2 separate regions of the Homo sapiens genome follow, and region 2 is linked to region 1. Evidence: chromatin contacts called from ENCODE Hi-C data. All regions are on one chromosome and are shown on one strand. Each heading gives the region's core, a stretch centred on a gene start or an enhancer-like site at or near the end of the contact. The rest is flanking DNA. Distances are from core to core; before and after follow the strand shown. Region 1 holds the start of STUM (stum, mechanosensory transduction mediator homolog). Region 2 has its middle 21 kb from the start of ZNF678.

What was found. A loop is a pair of places that touch in the nucleus more often than their neighbours do. Pooled maps may share reads with other maps.
Region 2: a loop to region 1 is called in a map of B cell, with 12 times the contacts of the local background. The contact joins the enhancer-like site here to the promoter of STUM in region 1. A Hi-C loop is called at or near these places in 1 of 168 maps with a recorded cell type or tissue (B cell), 1 of 37 single-sample maps with no recorded cell type and 6 of 50 pooled maps.

What each region holds. Positions count from the first base shown.
Region 1 is chr1:226,544,445-226,551,164 of GRCh38, forward strand. It overlaps STUM (stum, mechanosensory transduction mediator homolog), which reads left to right and starts at 4,320. Exons shown (of 4, transcript NM_001003665.4): 1 at 4,320-4,662. The coding sequence starts at 4,461. RefSeq lists a silencer at 3,304-3,598.
Region 2 is chr1:227,539,295-227,546,014 of GRCh38, forward strand. No RefSeq gene overlaps it. Among named protein-coding and RNA genes, the nearest start is that of ZNF678, 21 kb to the right of the region's middle. RefSeq lists a silencer at 2,967-3,566. Within about 2 kb of position 3,442, at least 24 of the 41 ENCODE cell types and tissues checked have a DNase peak (open chromatin) inside an H3K27ac peak, as active enhancers do.

The sequences.
Region 1 (6,720 bases), core at 3,070-5,569:
CCAAGAAATATATTTTTATCTTCATGACCCAGTGCTTGGCCCAGATGTATTATTTGGCTGATGTAATGAACTGTTTGGTCTGTTTCCCCTGTTGCGTTTGTGTCTGATTTTTTGAGATGATCATTTAAGGTTTTAACTTTTATTCGGAAGCCTCTTCCTCCCTGAAATACCTTAGATCTTAAACTCTCCTACAAACATCAGCTGCAATCACAATGTCAAGTAGATGCTGTATAAACCTCTTGCAAGAGCGGTAAGGAAAAAAGGAATGTACAGATGAACAATATAAGAAATGAAAGAGGAGACATCATTACAGCTTTGACAGACATTAAAAAGATAAGAGGAAAGTAGAAAAAGTTTTATGCCAACAAATTCCATAACTTCCACGAAATGGACACGTTCCTAGAAAAGGGATACATAGCATGTGAGACATTTTAGCTAGGATCTCAGAGAGTTAAATCTCCCAACTGCCAAATCTAAGGGCACTTTTGGGGTTTTACCTTACCCTTCAGTGAATTTGACACTGCTGACTGCATCCTCCTTAAAATCTTCCTGTTTTGGCTTCCATGAAACACTGTTAGTAGTGTTTCTCCATGTAAACCTCGTTTCCCTCCTTTTTCCTTTCTGCTTAATTACAGAAATTCTGTAACTTTTTTTTTTTTTTTGAGACAGAGTCTCACTCTGTTGCCTAGGCTGAAGTGCAGTGGTGCGACACGGCTCACTGCAGCCTCGACCTCCCCATGCTCAGGTGATCCTCCCACCTCAGCCTCCTGAGTAGCTGGGACTAGAAGTGTGCACCACCACGCCCAGCTAATTTTTGTATTTTTCGTACAGATGGAGTTTTGCCATGTTGCCCAGGCTGGTCTTGAACTCCTGGGCTCAAGTGATCCTCTTGCCTCAGCGTCCCAGTGTTGGGATTACGGGCATGAGCCACTGCGCCCAGCCTCTGTGACTTTTTAAATTCCACATCTGCATACAGGGCTCTAACTACCATTTGTATGCTGATGGCTCCCAAATCTGCAGCCCCAATTGCTTCCTTGATTCTCGATTTGACTCAATATCCAACTTTTATCAAGACAATTATCTATGCTGGCCATTTATCAATGAGTCCCCGCTACCTCTCGGATGTGTTCAGACCCTTCAAACTCATTTCCTCCTTGTCTGCTATTAATACCCAGTTTTCATTTGGGAACTGTCCCTACCCCATTCTCAGTCCTTTTCAGTCAGGAAGAGTCCTCCTCCCCCTCAGCCTCTATATAAGCATGTGACCTGATTTTATCCCCTCCAGCCCATCTTCCACACTGTGAACAAATATATCTCATAATGGTGGTGGTTTTAAAGCCTAGGCCCAAGTCTTTGACACCCCTCCATAGAGAGGCGGGGTGTCCCCCATGAAATCTGGGCAGGCTTGTGACTGCATCGACCAGTAAAGCCCTGCAGAAGTGACACTGTGTGACTTCCAAAGTTAGGGCAGAAAAGTCCAAGTCCACACAGCTTCCACTGGTCCTGCAATGTTCATTCTCTGGGGGCCTCCTCTCAGGAAATTCCCTCTCAGAAGCCAGCTGTCATAGTGTGAAAAGTCCAAGTCACGTGGGGAGGCCATGTGTAGGCGCTTTGCTGACCCATCCTAGTTGACCCAGCTTTCAAGTTACCCCAGTCCAGGCAGGCTGAGATTCCTGAGAATCTTCTCAGAAGTGGATCCTCTAGCCCCAGCTGTTCCAGCTATCAGCCATTTCAGTCTCCCGAGCTGAGGCTCCAGATACAAGGAGCAAAGAAGAATTATCTTGGTGTGCTCTGTCCAAGCTCCTGACCACAGAATTTGTGATCAGAAAAAAATGGTTGTGTTAAGCTGCTAAATTTGGGGGTAATTTGTGACACAGTGATAGTAACTGGAACACTTATGCCACACCCCTGCTTAAAATGTTCCAGTGATTCTGCATCACCACCACCGAGATGAAGTCCAAATTCCTTTGCCATTCAGTACTAGATGCCTGTCCACCCCACCAGATCCATCTCCTGTCTCTGCCCACACAAGCCCTAGTGCCAGCCACACTGCAATTCCTGGAATCATCCCTACTTCCCTGGGCTCCCATGCCTTTGTATATTTTGTTGCTCTGCCTGGATGTCTTTCTGACATCCAAGATATTCAGCAAATCATCTGGAAAACTGGGGGATGCAAATCCACTGACGTCCCTGAAATCCTTTTTCTCCAGGAGGAATGATTGACTGGCCCTAAGACAGTTCAAGTGCTCTGCAAAAGAATATTCACAGAATGTGGGTTATTTTCTAGGTCTCTGAATAAAATACTGGTTATATAGAATTGATTCTGGAGCCAGATTGCCTGCATTCAGCTGCCAGCTCTACCACTGATTAGTGGGGGACTTTGTGCAGCCTGTTTAACTTCTCTGTGCTTCAATTGCCCCATCTGTAAAATGGGGTAATAAATAATCCTTACTTTGTAGAGTTATGGTAAGGATTAAAAGAGTTAAAATGTGTAAAGGGTTTTTAGAATGATGCCTGGCAGAGAGTGCTTGGGTAAATAAGTGTTTGTTGAAAATAAAACAAATCTGCAAATAGTTAACTGTAGTCATTGCTCAAGTCCCTTTGAGTATCGCCTTCTTTGGGACACCTCCCCGAGGCCTCCCCCACGCTAGCTGGCTTCACAGATAGGTCCATGTTGTCGCAGCACCTCCAGCACATCACAGCTGCAACATTCCTCACTGTTTCTGTAAGTCTATCTTTGTAGTTGTCAGTATCTCTCAGCTCATTTCTTAGATTCTTGAAGGCAGAGGCTGGATTTTACTCATTTCTCTCTCCCTGGAATCTAAGTCTTAGTAGGCCTTCAATAATTGTGTATTAAATGGAAGCTTGCTATGATTTTAACCAACACAGTAACTCCAGGCCAGAAAAGGCTAAGCGAGTTCTTCTAAGCCATACAGGTTTTAGTGGCTGAACAAAGACTAAAATTTTTAACCCTGTTCTTCTGACTGCCAAACCTAAGCTAATGACTCGTGTGTGTGTGTATCTGTGTATGTGTACACACGCATGTGTGTGTCCACCAGTATCATCACTAACCCCTGGCCATTTGCTTTTAAAATTATTTTATTCAGAGACTTATACAATAAGTATAAGTATACAATAACCCATGTTCTTTTAGCCTCTTCTGAGACCCTGGGTTGTTTATAATAATAATCACTATTATTCCTGAAGGGAGGCTATTGCACCCTTCCAATTATTCAGACGATTTGCTGACTGTCTGGATAATTCCGAAGCCTTTAACCCCTCCCTAACGTTAGAGGCGGTAACTTTCATCCGTTTACTTTTTCCAGGTGCGGAGGCGAAGCAGCCTTATTCAGAAAATCGAATTCAAACAGGACCTCAAGCTGCCGGCTGTTGCTTCTACCAACTGCCCCATTATTAACGCCAGACGGCGCTGTGTCCTCACTGGCTCTTTAACCACCACGTCGGGCTCACAGAAGGCTCAGGTTTCCTCCAGTATAGTTCAGGGGATGGTGAACGCTTCCCAACAAGCCTGCAACAGGCGCATTTCTTTCTGCTTTTGGTGCGTGTGTGTAGGGAAGTGTCCCATCTTTTAACTAGTCTTGCGGAGACCTGGCCTGGTGTTTGCAAATCTGTTTCCTCTATTATCGATCCGATCTCTGGATTGCTTTTTCTCTGACACTTGAAACAAATTCACTCCTATATATTTTTTAAGTGATTTTTTTTTTTTTTTTTTTTTTTTACAAAATAGAGCTGGGGCGGGGGGGGGGGGGTCTCGCTACGTTGCCCAGGCTGGTTTCGAACTCCTGGGCACAAGTAATTCTCCCACCTTGGCCTCCCAAAGTGGGGAATACAGACGGGAGCCACTGCGCTCGCCCCAAACAAAATCATTTAAATCACAATGCACTGAAGGCCGACTAGGTGTCAGGCGCCGCGCGGTCCGTCCCTTGTCCCCATGTCCCTGGCCAAAGGCTTGCTCTAGATCAGGGGACTCAGCCTCGAGGCTTTCCCGACGGTGTCAGCCAAGCACACACTCCCAGTTCGCAGGGCTTCGTGGTCAAGGTTCCTAGTTCACCTGTCTGGGAGGGCGAGGTGTGTCCACCCCTTCCAGCACCTGGGCAAACAGCTCCCTTTGCGGTCCTCTTCCACTGCTTTCCCTCCGCCCTGATTTTCCATTCCTTGTGAGCGGTGGTTTTGGTTGGGGGGAGGGGGCGGGGAAGGGGCCTGGCGAGGAGGGGCGTCAGAGCGCTGTCACCGGGTGTCGCGCCGCCCTCCCCGCCCCTCCGCCGGGCGTGTGGGGACGCCGGAGGGCGGGAGTCTCCGCGAGCCGCGCGGCGCACGGAGCACGGCGGCCGCCTGAGCTCGGCGCGGAGCCCGGAGCCCGCAGCCGACAGTCTCCTGCTCCCGTACGCTGGGCGCCAGCTCCGGCCGTGCTGCCCGGCTGCCTGAGAGCGCGCCCGGCCATGGAGCCCTCGCACAAAGACGCCGAGACGGCGGCGGCGGCGGCGGCGGTGGCGGCGGCGGACCCCCGGGGGGCGTCCTCGTCCAGCGGGGTGGTGGTGCAGGTCCGCGAGAAGAAGGGCCCCCTGCGCGCCGCCATCCCCTACATGCCCTTCCCCGTGGCCGTCATCTGCCTCTTCCTCAACACTTTCGTGCCGGGACTGGGTAAGACACGGCTGCCGCGACCCTTGCGACCCCCACCCCGCCGCGGGAGGGCGTGGGGGGAGAGAAGGGCGCGGCCGGAGACCTCCTGGCGGGGCCGCGCGCTCCAAGTGCTGCGACCACGCGCCACCGCCCGCTCCTGGCGTCCCCGGGCAGGTGGCAGAAGCGCGTGGAGTGTGCACCCCAGAGGGGAGAGGCTGCGCTGGGGTCTCCGACCCGCAGGCGGGGCCCCAAAGAGCCGGAAACTTTGCGGCCAATGTTGGAGCCCGCAGCGGCGGCCGGAATGGCTCTGCCGGCTTCGGAGTAGGGCTCCCGTCCCGGCGCCCCGATTTCTGCTCCTTCTCTCCGTCGTGTGCATCCGTCCGCGAGCCCACTTCCCCGAGAGGAATGGGGTCGGATCAGAATGAGCTCTAGGGCCTCGGCGGCGAGGATCAAACTCCCGGGCGTCGAAGTCAGCTGAGCCGGGGAAAGAGGACGAGCCGGGCTAGATATACCTGCAGCCCCCTTTGGTTCGCGGAGTGCGGACCGCGTGGGGACGAGAACTCTAGCCAGAGTCTCCTCCGCCTCATTCAGGGGTACCTGCACTTCCGCCAGCACCCCGCAGGGCGCCAGGGGGATGGGGGATGATTTTATTAGTTTGGATGCATGTGGCCAGAGATGAACCCATAGCTCCCTCGGATCCCTTCTGTTCCTGAGAAGTAGAGAGTGCGCCGATGTAATTCTGTGCAGGACTCCGGCAGCCGGCAGGGGTTCTGGTGGCATCTATGTCCCACGTTTTAAAGCAGAGGCCCCTTACAGAGATGGTGCAGGAGGGTGAATGGAGGCAGGGAATGAGAAGTTTTCCTGACCCTCCCTCCCTTAACTCCACCCCCAGGTCTCTGCCTGCACGCCCCTCCCCTCCTCCAGCTTGGCACTGGCTGCTCCTGCGTGCTGGGAGGTGCCCCCCTCTCCCGTGCCCGCCCGAAGAACCAGGCGCCCCAGTGCCCTCTCCGGGAGAAAGCGTGCCCCTGTCGGCGAGCCTGTTGCCAACGTATGGTTCCAAGTTCCCAAGAGCAGAGGCCAGCTGGAAGGGGTTTTCAGTTTGACTTTGGCCTTTCTCACGGTCTCCTCGCTCTTCGCCTGCTTAGCAGGGGCCTCTGCTGCGGTGACAGCCAAGGCCACAGCCACCCACGCAGGACCCGTTCACTTTCCCCTCCGAGCTTACTTGTCTTTCTACCCTAAGGGGCTGCTGCGGCCAGAGCAGCCTATCTGAGCAGTAAGTTAGGTGGCCTTTAGTTGGGCTTCTCTCTTCTGGGGTGCCTCCAGCAGCCTGTCCCCCTGGCTGGTGTCATCAGATCAGCTCTCTTTGCACATTTAGACACTGCAAGGAGGCCAGCTGGTGTTAATCTAGTTTTATCAGAAATTCTCACCTGCTGGAGTAAAAAGAGACTGCCTGCCCCTCCCTCTGGCGGATATGAAGATCCTCCTGAGCCAGCATGCATCTTGATCCACCTTTTTTTTTTTTTTTAAGTGGTGAGGTAAACGCCACCCTATGGTCTTTTGAGGAAACAAATGCATTGGTGCCAGGTGAGAGGGGCTGCACCAAGTCACTGCTGCACGAGGAAACCACCTTGTGGGAGACCAGCCCCAGGAGACAGCAGCTGCCCACGCATGTACCTGTGTGTACCCTCCCTGGTCTCCCTTCACTAGGTGCCTTTCCCAGCCTTAGCCCTGCTGCATTGACAGCATCGGCTGCAGGGCACCGTCCATTCCGCTGACCCCTGGCTCCTTGCCCTGGGGATCCAGCTTTTCCCTTTGTGAGATCAGAATCCTATGGGATTTTTGTGAAACAAACAAATAAACAAACAAACAAAACAAACCATTATAAGAAACCAGGAGAAAATAAAGGGAAGATATGCAAACCACAAAAGTAATAAAACAGGTGAGCTGTAGGTGCACAGATTTCTGAATTTTCAGTGACATAATCCTGGCTTTTTTTTTTTTAATTTTGCTTTGGTTGCTATTGTACAGTTTACTGGGTGCACAGGCTCCTGCTCCTCTCCACACGGAATGAGGGATTCC
Region 2 (6,720 bases), core at 2,192-4,691, 990 kb after region 1:
TGCAAATTATGGAACAATAGATTTTAATCTTGTCTCTCAACTTCTTCATGAAATTGATATATCAATAGATATTAAGCTTGAAGTTGTAGGTTAAATATGTGTTAATCTGGAATTGCATACCTAGCTAAAATATTTTTCAAGATTGTGGAAAAATGTAAATTAATTCATACAAGTAATATAAAGTCTTTAATGCAATTATTCACATCTTTAAAAAGTATAGGCTGGGTGCGGGGGCTCACGCCTGTAATCCCAGCACTTTGGGAGGCCGAGGTGGGCGGATCACGAGGTCAGAGTTCGAGACCAGCCTGCCCAATATGGTGAAACCCTGTCTCTACTAAAAATACAAAAATTAGCCGGGCATGGTGGTGAGCACCTGTAATCCCAGCTACTTGGGAGGCTGAGGCAGAAGAATTGCTTGAACCTGGGAGGCAGTGGTTGCAGTGAGCCAAGATTGGGCCAGTGCACTCCAGCCTGGGTGACAGAGCGAGACTGTCTCAAAAAAAAAAAAAAAAAAGAAAGAAAAAAGTATAATAACATTATAAATAAATTCCTACATTTTATTAATGTTTGTGAAGTATGATTTTTTTTTAAAAAAAATTGGCCTCTAAAACGGTTAACAATTTCAGTAAAGAAGAAAATAAAAATTCAATGTTTGATATACATATATAAAAATAAATTTCAGGAAAATGAAAGGTCCATGTGATGACAGAATCCAAATTATATAAAAGATAGAAATTTCAATATTTGTTTTTACACATTTTAAGGAAAAAACCCTGAAAGCAGGGTTTTTATTTTTATTTTTTTTATTTTTCTGCACTTTACCAGAAAATAATGTTAATAAGTCTTGAGTTTTCAAGTCCCTCTCACTGACTTGGCACTTAGAGAACAGCCAGCACAGGCTCAGGACACCCTGCTGGGCATTCTATCAAGGAGACCATCCTCATGGAAATGCAGCAGAAAGCTACATGCAGAAGATGGATGGATGCTCTCCTCCCAGAGACCAGCAGGTGCAAGTGTAGAGGGAGTGGGCCAGGGAGGAGCTGTGAACACCAAGCTGGGAGAGGTGCCTGGACCTCCATTGGACCCTCCTGCCTGCAGGGGCCTCACAGGGTTCCAGCAGAGGCGAATCCTAGGTTCCCTGTCCTATGGCTGGCCCCTGAGACTTGCTCCACCTGCCAGCTCTTTCCACAAAGACATCAGGATGGCAAACCCAATCCAGCCCCCTCACAGAGAAAGGGGATTAATGTCAGGGCCCATGCCCATCCTGGCCTGTTCAGTAACTAATTGAGTAGTGAATAGGTTAGGCCAGAACGTGCTGCTGTGGCCCCTGGGATCACATCCCTGAAGGGAACTTGCCTGGGGCTGTGACCTAAAGTGGGAGGCCCACTTGGGGTTCAGTGAGCTGGGACTTAGTTCCCAGCTCAGTTCCCTCTGCCACTCCTGGGGGACTTGGGCTTGTCTAGAGCAGGCATTGAGGATGGCATATAGCAGACATGCTGAGCTGTCAGGTGGGTGCCAAGGGGTGAGCATGAGGCATCCTGAGGGTTGCAACCATCAGAAGGCCCTGAGGTCAGCCCAGAACCAGCCCAGCCTCTGTACCTGGAGCTGCAGGTGCACAGGCTGTACCTGGAGCTGCAGGGTGGGCGCTGTGCAATGGGCTGGTCAGAGTGGAGTGAGAAGCCAGTCAGGGAGGGGCTTTCATTGCCCTTTATCCTGTGGTGCAAATCAAGTCCCCAAGGCCACAAACCAGGCGGGGCAGAAACAATGGGCTAAAGCATCGCCTTCTCTCCTCTTTGGCTCACATAGGCCCCTGACTTTCCTGGGCTTGCCTGAAAGTGAGAGAAAATCCCTCTTCTTGTGAGGATGAACACAGAAGTCACCAGTCAAGTTTGGTGAGGGGGGGCCCAGGCACCCCCAGAGTCTTTGCAGGGCAGCACCCACTACTTGCTAGCTGGACCAGGAGGCCAGGCTGGGACATTCTGGGAACTGAGGTCACCAGTCCCTACTATGCCTCGAATCTGTCCCCACCATGCAACCTCGGGCCAGCTCAGGCTCTGCCACCAGCTCCCCACATCGTCGTCCCTCAAGAGGCCTAGGGTGGGTTCCCCCTGCTTGGTGTCTCTGGCCCCTGCTCTCCATTCTGAGGCCTGACAAGCACCCAACCTCCAAAGCTGTGTTTTCCTGGGGGAGTGGGTGTTGGGACCACTGGCACAGAACTCGCAGCTTAGCTACATGTTTGTTCCAGACTTGGTTAATCAATGCAGCAGTAAACCCGCTGCTTCTGGGGTACAGTCTCCTACATTTCACGGGTCAGGTAGACAGACTGCGTCCCCTTCACCCCCCAGGTGTGCGAAAACACAGTTGACTCCACCTGCAATTCGGTCCTGCCCTCTTCCACCTGAAGAAGACCTGCTCACACCCCAGGGGTCAGCTCCGCGGCTTCTTCTTGGTGAAGCCTCCCTGACATCGCCTCTGGCACTGATACCACCCTCTGAGCCCCAGCACAGTCCCAGCAAAAGCCGCGCACTGTGCAACAGAGGCCTGCGCTCGACCTCGCGGTGCACTCAGCAGGGGCTGCCCTCGGTCCCACCGTCTCCCTTAACGCCCCTGCCTCCCAGTCCCACGGCCCCCAGGAGGAGCCAGTACCCTAGCCCAGGGAGCCGGGTTGGGCGCGGCCTGGGGACCGGGCGTGGGAAGCTGGCCCACAGGGTCGCCCCTAGCAAGGAACCACCAGAGCGCGCATGCGGGAGCCGAGGCCGCAGCACTGGGTGGGCAGCTAGCTCACCGAAGACCCACGCAGCGGGCCAGGCGCCAGCGGCCGCTAGGTCTGGGCGCGGGGCCGGGCCGGCGAGAGAAGGGTCCGGGGCACCCAGTGGGCTCGGATCTCGAGCGGTCCCCGTGACGGCCCCGCGACTGCGCGACTTCCCGCTCTAGAGAGTTTATGGACCCTGTCCCAGGAGGGCTCCGCAGCCGCCAGGGAGGTACCGGAGGGACCGCGGCGCTGGGAGAGGGTGGCGCCAGGCGGCCCTGGAGCCCTGGGCGACGCGGCCGGGCCGGCCAGAGGGCGGAGAAGTCCAAAGCAGCAGCCCGGACAGCCGCTTCCGCCCCTGCGCCGCCCTCCCGGCCCAGGTGACCGGTCGCCCTACCCGGGGAGCAGCGCCCTCCTCCTCCTGGGCCGGAGCCGGGCGTGGGGGTCGCAGGCTGGTGCCACAGCCTGAGGACACCGCGGCCTCTGCCCCGGGGAGCACGCCAAATGCCGGACGGAGCGGCTGTTGCAGACGGTGAGGCCGCAGCCCCGCTTGAGGGTAGGGTCGGGCGGGGTGTCGGGGTCCTGGCAGAGGCCGCGGCGAGGGCAGGAGCCGGTGCGCTGGCCGCTGCACATGCGCCGCCCGGCACCGGGACCCTGCGGGCGCGCCCCCTGGTGGCAGCCAGCGGGAGGTGGCGTCCCTGTCCCCAGCCAGGCGGCAGCGCGAAGCTGCCTCCCCGCGGGGGGAGCGGAAGTGGCCCAGCTGCTCGAGTGACTTACTAGTTAAAAAGCTGGGGTTGGAGCTGCCACGCGGGGAAGTGTGGAGGCCTGCGGGGCTCCGCCTAGACTTTCTGGGTGTCCTCCTGGGACCTCAGGTTCCTCACCTGTCGCAGAGGACTGATGGGCTGCTATGGCAGGGTTGTTTGGAGGATTAGGCCAAATAGTCCCAGTAAAGCCCCATTAGCCTCCCTGGCCTCTGGATTTTTTTTTTTTTTTCTGGCTTGGGTAACTGCGGAATGTGGCCAGGTGCTGAAGCGGGAAGGCTGGACTCTCCCTAGGCGTCGGGGTTCCTTCCTGGCGCCCCCTCTTCTTAGGCTCTTTTCAAGCACATACCCGGCAACGTGTGCTCTACCCAAGAGCGCTTCACAGATCTTCCTGTGGGCCTAAAACCAGAACGCTTTGTTCCCTGACCCCGGCTCTCATATCACCCCAAAGCCAAGTCTTTTGGCGGAGCTGGCTTCAGATTCGAGTCTCAGTTTAATGCTTGTTCTCTAAGGTCTGCCCAGGGCTCTTATGATGGGGCGTTGTTCCACTCCACCCGACCCTGTGCCTCCCAATGCGCTGGGGGCCTCAACTGCAGGGACTTGGAACTGGGAGCCCTCCCTGACAGGCTGGCCTGGCCATGGACTGGTGGATCTCAGTCCCAGGGCGAGATACCCCGGGCAGGGACTCTCATCCCGGCTTTTGTACACTCCAGCCATTTAACCTGGTGTGGTGGCCTCGCTGAGACCCCAGGTCTGTGGGGCAGGATTTCTTCCTTGTGTCATAGTGGAGGAAACTGAGGCAGAGGGCCGGTGAATGACAAAGTCAGGGAAATGCTCTGATTGTGAAATGCCCCCTAGGCCTCACAGGTCCCTTCAAGACACAGCATCCCTCGGGTTGCTGCATCAATGGGCTGTTGGCTTGGGCACCCCAAGCTCAGCGCCATGTGGGGATGAAGCTGGGGAATGTGGGGGCAGGGAAATTCGTCCCCCATATCGGCACAGCAGGAATTTCATTCTCTGATATGTGTGGACACCACTGCATGTGTGGGTGTGGGTGGGGCCCCCATTGTGTTGATTAAGAAAGAGCCCTTCCTGGGGCCTCTGGGGAAGTGAGGGGCACCATGTGTGCCTGGCAGCTGGTTGGGGTGTGGAGGGGCTCGTCTGGACTCTGTCCTGTTGTCACCTTTTCAGGGCCAGCTAGACCCTGAAGTCTTAGTGCCAGTCATGCCCAGTTGCATGCTGCCCTTTACTTGCCTTCCCCCCCCCCGCCCCTGCCTGACTCCCCCAGCTCAGCCCCTGCCAGGATTTCTCAGGCCTCTGTGGACCCTGGATGGGATCCCAGGAGATGGCAACTCCACTGCCTGCCTCTGCCTGAAGTCTGGGGTCCCTGTGCAGGGTGGGTGAACAGGTCAGGGGTCAACTTTTGGCTGAGTGCGGGGCCTTTCCCTGATCCCCACCCCACACTGCTGGAACCACTGTGCACGGCTGGTCCCGGGGCTGCACTGGGTCCCCCAGCCTACTGCTGGACCGGATAGAGGAGAATACTTGTGCACATGGCTTGACCTGTTGTTAATGCTCAGTCCAAATCAGAACTAACCAGCTGTTTCCCTGGGGTCAGGGCCCAGGCCTGAGGCTGCCATGACCAGCCCATTCTCTGCCTTCTTGGGGGCCATCGGCGGCCAGTGTTTGGTGGTCCCCAAAAGACATGATGGCTAGGACTGGAGAGCTGGGGGTTAGGTCAGGAGACCCCCTGACCATGGGGGTCCACAGGGGCTGTCCCTGAGCTGTGGGTCCCTATGGGATGCAGGTACATGTGGATGCTTTAGGAGGTGAGCATGGGTCCTTCTGGCTGGCAGGATCTTGGTGGGCACTGGACATGTGGGGCCAGGTTAGGTGGGATGGGCAGAATTGGGCCTGGCTGGGGAGTGTGACTGGTGTGGCCAGAGTCTGCAGTGAGCCCCTCACATCTAGGTTGCACATTGACAGAATGACAAGTGGCGGGTCAACCATCCCAGCTGGGTCTGGGGAAGCAGGCCTACCCAGTGGGACCCCCACCCTTGTCCTGGCCCCAAGCCCAGACTGCCTGCCTCCACTGAGCATTGTCTAGCCTTGGCAGGGAAGCCCGGGTGTGATGATCAGGTGTTATGTCTCTGGGTCTCAGGCCTTGGTGGGCCCTAGGGAGATGGGCAGGCACTGGGCAGGGGGAGGGTCTGGGAGCCACCTGAGTGCATCTGCCCCTGGGTGTGTGCCCCCACCCCAGCTCCTCAGCCCTCAGGGCAAAATGACCAGGGCTCCTCACCTGCTGTGTGGCTCCAGCTCTGACCCCCTTGCCTAATGACTGACAGACTCTCCCCTGAGCCTGTGGGAACTTTATGTGGGTCATTTGTGAGTTGGGGGTCCCAACCTCCCTATAGGAAGGAGCCCACCACCAACCACCCTAGTAGGCCCACCTGGGCCTCCTCACTCCACTGGCCTGTGAGACCCAACTGGCCAGACCTGCTGTCCTATTTATATTTTGCTCTTTTTCTCAGTGTGTGTTTTCTGTAATGGTTGTTGCATGGCATTTCCAGATAAGCTGCAGGGTAGAGACTGCTCCCTGCCCCAGAGAACCCCCATACCAAATAGCCCTCACCACGATCTCCTGGGCTGGTTGTGTCTGTGCTCAGCTTGGTGTAAATGGCGCCTGCAGTGTGCACCATTGAGTGGATCTGTCCACACGGCTGCCTGAGCTGGCATCTCTGTCCTTGTTGCTGAGGCCCATTCTCTTCCCCCACTCTCCACCTGAGCTGCTCTTGAAGCCAAGAGGAGGGATGGAGAGGGACCCCACCCCTCCTGGGGTAAATCTCCACCATGAGGGGGCTGAGCTTGCCCACCCTGTCATCCACTCCTCTGAGCTCCATCTCAGCCAGAGGTCAGCCAACTGTAGCCTGTCCCCACCTGCTTTTGTGCCGCCCGTGAGTTAAGAGTGGATTTTACATTTCCAAATGTTCAAACAAATCAAAACAATTATACTTCACGATGCTGTGAAATTTGAATGTTGCTGGTTCATGAATAAAACTGTACAGGAATCCAGCCATGCCTGTTTATTTACAGGTGGCCTGGGGAAGGCTGCTGTCTGGCTACAATGGCACAGTTAAGTCCTTGGCACAGAAAATGGTTGCCAAAGCTGATAATACTGACCCCTTTAGAGAAACAGTTTCCAGCCCAGGG